Regions from separate parts of the Mus musculus genome. Here regions 2 and 3 are each linked to region 1. A link is a loop called in an ENCODE intact Hi-C map of the cell type or tissue named here. Cell type or tissue: gastrocnemius. All regions are shown on one strand.

What was found. Hi-C counts contacts between places; a loop is a spot of excess contacts. Peaks named below come from ENCODE experiments on the same cell type or tissue, not always from the same donor. Only the 100,000 strongest peaks of a DNase experiment are listed, where the experiment ranks them.
Region 2: it touches region 1 in a loop (6-fold over the local background); 28 of 42 quality-filtered maps call a loop at or near these places.
Region 3: a loop joins it to region 1, with 14 times the contacts of the local background. A loop is called at or near these places in 26 of 42 quality-filtered maps.

What each region holds. Positions count from the first base shown.
Region 1 is chr15:94,519,718-94,522,217 of GRCm38, reverse strand. No RefSeq gene overlaps it. Among named protein-coding and RNA genes, the nearest start is that of Pus7l, 23 kb to the left of the region's middle. In gastrocnemius, a CTCF peak has its summit at 1,473 (motif pointing right); a DNase peak (open chromatin) is centred at 1,499.
Region 2 is chr15:94,262,506-94,265,005 of GRCm38, reverse strand. No RefSeq gene overlaps it. Among named protein-coding and RNA genes, the nearest start is that of D630010B17Rik, 17 kb to the right of the region's middle. In gastrocnemius, no CTCF peak of the experiment used is centred here; DNase peaks (open chromatin) are centred at 305, 691, 937 and 1,608.
Region 3 is chr15:94,341,601-94,344,100 of GRCm38, reverse strand. It overlaps Adamts20 (a disintegrin-like and metallopeptidase (reprolysin type) with thrombospondin type 1 motif, 20), which reads left to right. Exons shown (of 39, transcript NM_177431.5): 15 at 46-163. Among named protein-coding and RNA genes, the nearest start is that of Adamts20, 61 kb to the left of the region's middle. In gastrocnemius, no CTCF peak of the experiment used is centred here; a DNase peak (open chromatin) is centred at 1,550.

The DNA of each region.
Region 1 (2,500 bases):
ACAATTAGGAAGTAGCAACAAAATAACTTTATGGTTGGGGGGTCATCACAGCCTGAGGAACTGTGTTAAGGGGTCACAGTGTTAGGAAGGCCGAGGACCCCGGTTCTGTATATTAGAGAGCGAATCAGAAGTCAACTCAAAGTCCACCCGTAAAGAACATAAGTGAGATGAGCTGAGTCAGATCGTTAGCAAGCGTAGTTACTATAGTCGCTGATGCACATTTAGTAGCATTAGAAAATGTTTTAGAGGAGCAACACACATATTTGACACATGCCGTGCTCACCAGTGAAGCTTATTTTAGTGCAGACAAAGCTCCGTTCCAGGCATCGCATATGCTAAGCAAATGCAGTCTCTCAGCTATATTTGTATTTCTTTCAGTATCCTTTCAATTAAAAAAAATTATAAAAGAATGTTAAAACAAAAACAAAACCCATAGCCACTGGGGACCAGCTGCCCCAGCTCCTGTTTGTTCAAGACCCTGTGCTTCCTGATCAACAGTAACAGAGGGGACATTAACACAGATACCACTGTCATCAGTTAATGTAAGTACCGTGTGTTGAGAAGAGGCCGGGAACTCCACTGCTGTTACACGTCTGCAGGCACAACTTGGAAGAGAAGAAAAGAAAATGGCATTCTATTAAGATGATGAGTATTCAATTATATGTATATATATATATACATATATATATACATATATATACATATATATACACACACACACATATATATGTCAATTTTATGTGTGTAATGTAATAACTATATATATATATATATATATATATATATATAATGGCCATATATGATAGGATATTACATGGTATGTCATATGATATTACATATCATCTTTGTTACCTTTCTGTTCCTGCCAGGAAAAACCTTAACAAAAGCAATTTAAACGTGAAAGGGTTTATTCTGGCTCCCAGGTCCAAGGTGCAATCTGTCATGGCAAAGAAGTCATGGCAACAGGATCCCTGAGGGCTCAGGTCACCACAGTCAGGAAGTAGGGAACAGCAGGGATACTTGTCACTCACATCCTCCTTTTTATACAGTCCAGGATCCAAGCACTGGGAATGGCGCCGCCTGTTGTGGGTGGGGCTTCTTGCCCCAATCCCTCTAAACAGGATAATTCTTCACATGTGTGCTGAGGGTGGTTGTCTTCAAGTGACTCTAATCTCCTAAAATTGACAATCGAGATAACCCATTACAGCTGCTTCAGCAATCTCAAAATACAAATGAAGTTGGATATTATGGTACCGTTAGTTTTTAAAGTGGCCCTCATGATTTTAGCGATGACTGAAAATGAAATGATACTCTATAAAGTAGCAAAACTTGGGAGGGGAGGGATATTTTCATTCCCTCAGTGAAATTATATTTTATGAATTAAATATGAAAATCAGTTATATAAAACTTAACCTAGTGTTCTTTTAAATAGCATTTCTTAGAGCCTGTCAAGCATTTAAAACATGCTGTCATCAATATTCCTGTCTTGGCCTGTAGGTGGCACTGTAAGCTTATATTTCTCATACAGTAAACGGAGCCAGCAAAAAGCATATCTTTGTTATCCATCATAACTAGAACATTATTTAGCTGTTACGCATACCGAAAGTCGTTCCATTTAACAGTATTTGGTATGAAATATATTTTTTAATTCCAAGGACCTTATTATGTCTTAAGAACCAACTGATGATAGCTTCATAAGCATAACCTTTGCTCTAGTTTTAATTACCAAGGTTACATTTGAGACTAATGGTGCGTAAGGACCAGGAAGGTGAACAGTCTTAACTTTGAGGTGTTTTGCTGTATTACCACAGTCAGGGGGTGTGAACCCCCGGCCTTGCTCACCCTAAGCAAGTGCTCTGCTGGCTGAGCTGAGAGCCACACCGCATCTTATCAAGGCACAACTGCCTTGTTTTTGTTTGTTTGTTTTGTAACTTGTAAAAGTTGAAATCTCGGTAACTTTAGACACAGTTAACATTTATTAGCGTTGTATAAGTATCTCTCATATTAATCCATACTCATCCCAACCCCCATTGGGAATGTAATATTTCCTGCTTTGGGCAGTTTAGAAGCCTATCTGAGTGATCTGTCTCAGATCAGACAAGATGTGGTGTGGAATTGAACTTGACCATGCTTCCTAGGTGTCTTACATAAGGTCACTATTGCAAAAGCAAGTTGGGGAGGAAAGGGCTTATTTCACACAGAGCTCCAGGTAACAGTTCATCAGCAAAAGCCTTGAGGGCAGGAAGTTAAACAGGGCAGGAACTAGAGGCAGGAGCTGATGCAGAGCTCATGGAGGGTGCTGCTTACTGGCTGGCTCCTCATGGCTTGCTCAGCCTGCTTTCTTATAGAACCCAGAACCACTAGCCCAGGATGGCACCACCCACAATGGGCTGGAACCTCCCTCTTTGATCACTAATTGAGACAATGCCTTATAGCTGGATCTCATGGAAGCATTTCCTAAATTGAGGCTCCCTCCTTTTGATGACTTTAGCTGCTTTCA
Region 2 (2,500 bases), 260 kb after region 1:
ACACTTTGGAAAGTATTTCGGTGAGGAGGGCTCCAAGCTCCAGCTCTCTTTACAGACATCATTTTAAGGTGTCAATAGTACCTATTTCATTTTGTTTTGCCTCAAGCATTAATGTGTAAAACCCTGGAAGTATGTCAGAAACCAACACGTTTTCATATATGTTACCTAAGCCATTTGGCATCATGACCTATGACGTTGGGTAACAAGTAGTGAACTGATCTTAAAGCCTAAAATCATTTCATGGGTAAGGCAGATGGAGCCCAGGCCGCAGCCTTGGTGGAACGGCTTTCTGCTGTGATGACCATGACAGGTCACTTTGAGCTGTCTGGTGCTCTCATCTCTGCACAGCCCCACTGCTCCTGATCTGTTCTGAATCAGGAGTCGCTCTTCACCTTAGGAAGTATTAGCCAGCTTGTGAATTAGATCCTGAGATTCGTCTCATTTATCATGTCTGCCCCTTCTGGCTTTATCTTCTGATTTTCCTTCCTGAATATCCACTCCTTTTTATTGTTAACCTCTCTCGTTTTCACATGCCACACAATTAATGTCATAGGACGGTCTGCGTCGTCACCACTTTGCACAGACAGCATGGTTAACACTTTCTATGAGGCCTCATCAAACATGTAACCCAGATGGAAGGAAAGATGGTCTCAGTGTGGCATGGCAATTAAGGTGCCAGCCAAACTGGCACACAGCCAACTTCCAGAGTTCCAGCAGCAGGAAGCCAGCCTCAAAGGCAGCCTCTCTCCTACTTCCTCTTTTAGTGTTACCTCTTAATTTTGGCTCTTCTTCATATCATTTCATAAAACTGGACATTGAAAGGAACCCTATTTTGCTTTGACAGAATTAAATAAACACAATAATGATTTTTCTATACCAGTGCCAAAGATGACAGATTTGAGCAAACATGCCAGGATGCTTCTACTTGCACTGAGGGTGGTGGGCAGGAATCATCCCAGACATTTCCTGCTTATCTGTCGGCCTCCCTCCAAAAACTCTTAATACGGGTCTCCTGGTAATCACTTCTAATCTGTCAACGTTGGCAGATTGTAGGATGTTTGTATGCTTCCTCCAAATAAGTCCTAGATAGCTAGAGAGAACTGAATCTCCTAGTGCCTAGACTTATGACCCAACCGGATATGGAAAGAGAATTCCCAAACTTCTTTATTAAATAAAAGACCAATTAGGACCCAAGAATGGTGGAATGAGTTGACATTCTCCTGTTACACAGAATATACTGGGATTTGAGGAGGAACAAGATAAAAAGTTGCACCAGAAAGGAATTTGCATGAAATGTACAACAAAGACAATCTAGTGCCTTGCTAGATGCATTCCTGAAGGGATGCCCTCTTTCACCTTGGTGCTCAGCTCAGGTCTCTTCTTACGTTCCACAAATGCCTCATTTTTATCTCGTGTTTCCCAGTAGAAAGTCTGAGAATATCAGGTTCCTTCTGCATGCCCCTTGTGCGGTGGACACGGGCAATTGACTCACCTCCACCAGCTGGAACCTGTGTCGTAACTGTAGTCACAAGTTCGCACATATTACATTGAGGCAGCGTGGTCCTCACTAGTGACAGATGGTGCATGGGTGATGGCTCCACCCTGGGCCCAGAGGAAGCCGCAGGAACTTCAGAGGCAGCACAACACATCCATCAAGCAAGCAGTATTCCGAACCACAGCTGATATGGCAGCAAGCCACTGTTTCCAGGGTTAGAGCGAGTTGGGTCCCTTTTCTCTGATTCTAACCAGATCAGCTTTATTTTTTCTTCTTCTTCCTATTTTGGAAGAATATTACAAATGTACTTAATCTCGTGTTTTAAGTAAATAAAGGTATGTTTGGGATTACACCTCTGATTGGTGGCATCAGACATGACAAACAGTATGCTTTATATGTGTAAATCAACGACACCTTTTTACACAGTTTTTGAGGATTTCATACAAGCAGATTATGTATTTTGACCTAGGTCACCCTACTCCCTTCCCTTCAGCTTCCCCTCTAGTCACTTATAACTACTCTCCTCTCCCAACTTCATGTATGTGCTCTTTCTTTAAAAGAAGCAGAAGCAGGAGGAGGAGGGGGAGGGGGAGGGGGAGGGGGAGGGGAAGAAAGAAAGAAAGAAAGAAAGAAAGAAAGAGAAAGAGAGAGAGGGAGGAAGGAAGGAAGGAAGGAAGGAAGGAAGGAAGGAAGGAAGGAAGGAAGGAAGGGAGGGAGGGAAAGAAAGCAAAACCAAAACCAAACAAAAAGACTATTGAATGTACTTTGTCTTCACAGCGTAAGCGTGTAGTAGTTAATGATCCTGGGTAAATGGTGCCAGCAGGAGCTTACAGTGATTGGTCATCTTCCAGCCACACTAAGGAAGCAGAGTAACTCACACTTAGCTAGTTTCCTCTGTTAGCGCAGAGTAGGACATCCACCCAGGGAACAGAGTGGCCTCCCTTCAGGATGGGTCTTCCATATTCTATTAACTCAATTAGGTAATTAATCATGGGCTAAGTAATT
Region 3 (2,500 bases), 180 kb after region 1:
ATTAGTCACCTTGATGATACGAATCATGACCATTGTGTTTTGAAGCAAGCTGGCTGTGATCACGTGTTAAACTCCAAGGCCAAGAGAGACAAGTGTGGAGTGTGTGGTGGTGACAACTCTTCGTGCCAGACCCTGGCAGGTGTCTTCAACAGTGCCCATTACGGTAAGCTGAGTGTGCTTGCCTCCGGTTTTCCCTCCCGTCGGGACGGGTGCTCTACTGTGTAATGGAGTACAGCAGGAATGCTTTGTTATAGCCTGTGGACTCTGTCTCCCCAGGCCACAGTGGTTGTCGATGAAAAATGTTCAAAGGGAAAGAAACTAAACCTTGATCCTGGGATGTTATTTGAATTTATGGATTCACTTGTTCTAAGAAAAACCTGATTCTGTGTTTTTGTTGGTTTTTTCTCTGGAAAGAGGTTCATGTGTCCCAGACTGGCCTGGCACTTATGGTCGTCCAACCTTGACTTCTCAAGTGCTGAGATTACAAGCACACACTACCCATGTCACCTCACGCTGTGCTGGGGCCAAGCTCAGGGCTTCTAGCATGTTCAGCAGGCTCTGTACTAACTGAGACCATCCCCAACCCTAAGTCTAAAATTACAACCACAACCACAACAACAACAACAAAAATCAGATGTATTAATAAAAGTCAAACAGCAAAGTCAGTGGTATTTGACTGTGGTGTGTGAATGTTACTTAAATTTAGAGAGCTTTTAGTAGTGTTCATGCAAGTTAGAATGTATATATTTATGGATTTTCCTGGAAAACTTGCTTTGAATTATTTTAACATTGGAATCTATCTATCTATCCACCTACCTATATCTGCTTGCCTGTCTATCTATCATCTATTTACTTTTGCGATTAGATACCTGGTCTGTGTGCTGTGTTCGTTTTTAATACTGTATTGAAAGTGTTGATTGACGGTAAGGGCTAAAGTGTTAATTTTATTGTTGGGTCACAGTTGCCGCCCCTTGATTTCCCAAGTAGCATTGTGCATTTCAGTTCCAATGGGCACTTGACCGTGATTTCAATTTCATTTTAAAGTGTTTTAAGACTACCTCAGACATTTTCCATTCTTAAATTTTCTGGGAAAATGTTCTTTCTTTGAATGACACAAAGCAGAGCCCTAAACCTTTCCCAGTACGGTAAATGGTTATTTCTCACAGAGTCATTTCCGACATTAAACTATGTTCCTATGATTGCGTTCACGATGATAATGGCCACTATTTGGTTGAAGGCTATAACACAAGACTAGAAGCATAGAACAATTCATATTTTAATGTGCTGACAATGGTCGTGGTTTTCTCTTGGTTACCGATGATTTCACGGGAGGTGCCTACTCGATCCCCTTCCGTAGCCACTGACACAGTTGTCGTGGACTTCAGCTACTAAAACACATTTCCCGTTACAAAACCACGCACATCAAATTAGAGCCAGGTACTTAACCTTTGTGTAAATTATGTGGCAATGAATAGTTCCCAGACAAATGGGAAGCCAGCTGCAAATCATTTGCAGGGTGGGGATAAGAGTTAGCAATCTGCCCCCTGGTGGCCGCCTTCATCCTTGCACCCTTCTAGTGCTTTGAGGAGACCGGTGGAAGAAGTCATTTTATAGAGAGAGTTGTCTGAGTTAAAATTAACGTTGATTATAACCTGCAGGACACACACAGCAGTCGAGCAGTTATATTTATGCCTAAGTTGTGACACTTTAAAGAGATAAGGCAATCGGCTGCAAAGACCTACAGGTCACCTGGCAGCGTCATCTTTAAAGGACTATAACCACGGCACAGGATTTTCAAATATAAGGCATAAGAGAAACTACAACTCTTATTCATGTACTAAATTGAGGGAGTCAATTTTTACAAGGACAAGAAGTAAGCTGTAGTAATATCTCTTGAGCACGTGGAGGTCTGTGCTTTACCTGGGCGACTCAGCTGGCTCTGTGCGTATTTTCAGGGTCAGGAAAAGTTCCCGTTTTCTCGTTCAATGTGTGTTTTACACGGCGTTTCCTCTTCAAGCAGTGATAATATTGCAGAATTTTGTCCAGTGAGCTAGAGCTATCGCTTTCATTCCACTCCAATAACTCCATTCCACTCCTTTTTTTTTTTTTTTTTTTTTTTTTTTTTTTTACTTTTCTTGTAACGGATGTTGACAGACTTTTAAAAGTAATGCAAAACTTGGATCTAAGTATGGAGATTCTTGTTTGAGGTACAAACTAGAAGCCTGAGAAAAAATTTAAATTCTATTATTTTCTCAGTAGTAAAATCTGCAGCTATTTAGTCTCCACCAACACACCATGTCAGCAGCTCTGATAGCCCTAGATTTGTACATGCATTTGAAACCCAGGATTGTAAATAAGTGTGTTGGCCCTAGATAAACACTCTATTATACATTCAGAATTATAGAAGTAGGAAAAAAAGAGGAAATGTTGAGCTTTGAGATTCTCAAGATTGAAGCTGAAAAGACATCCCAGAAGCGACTCTTGCTGCTTTTGCAGAAGA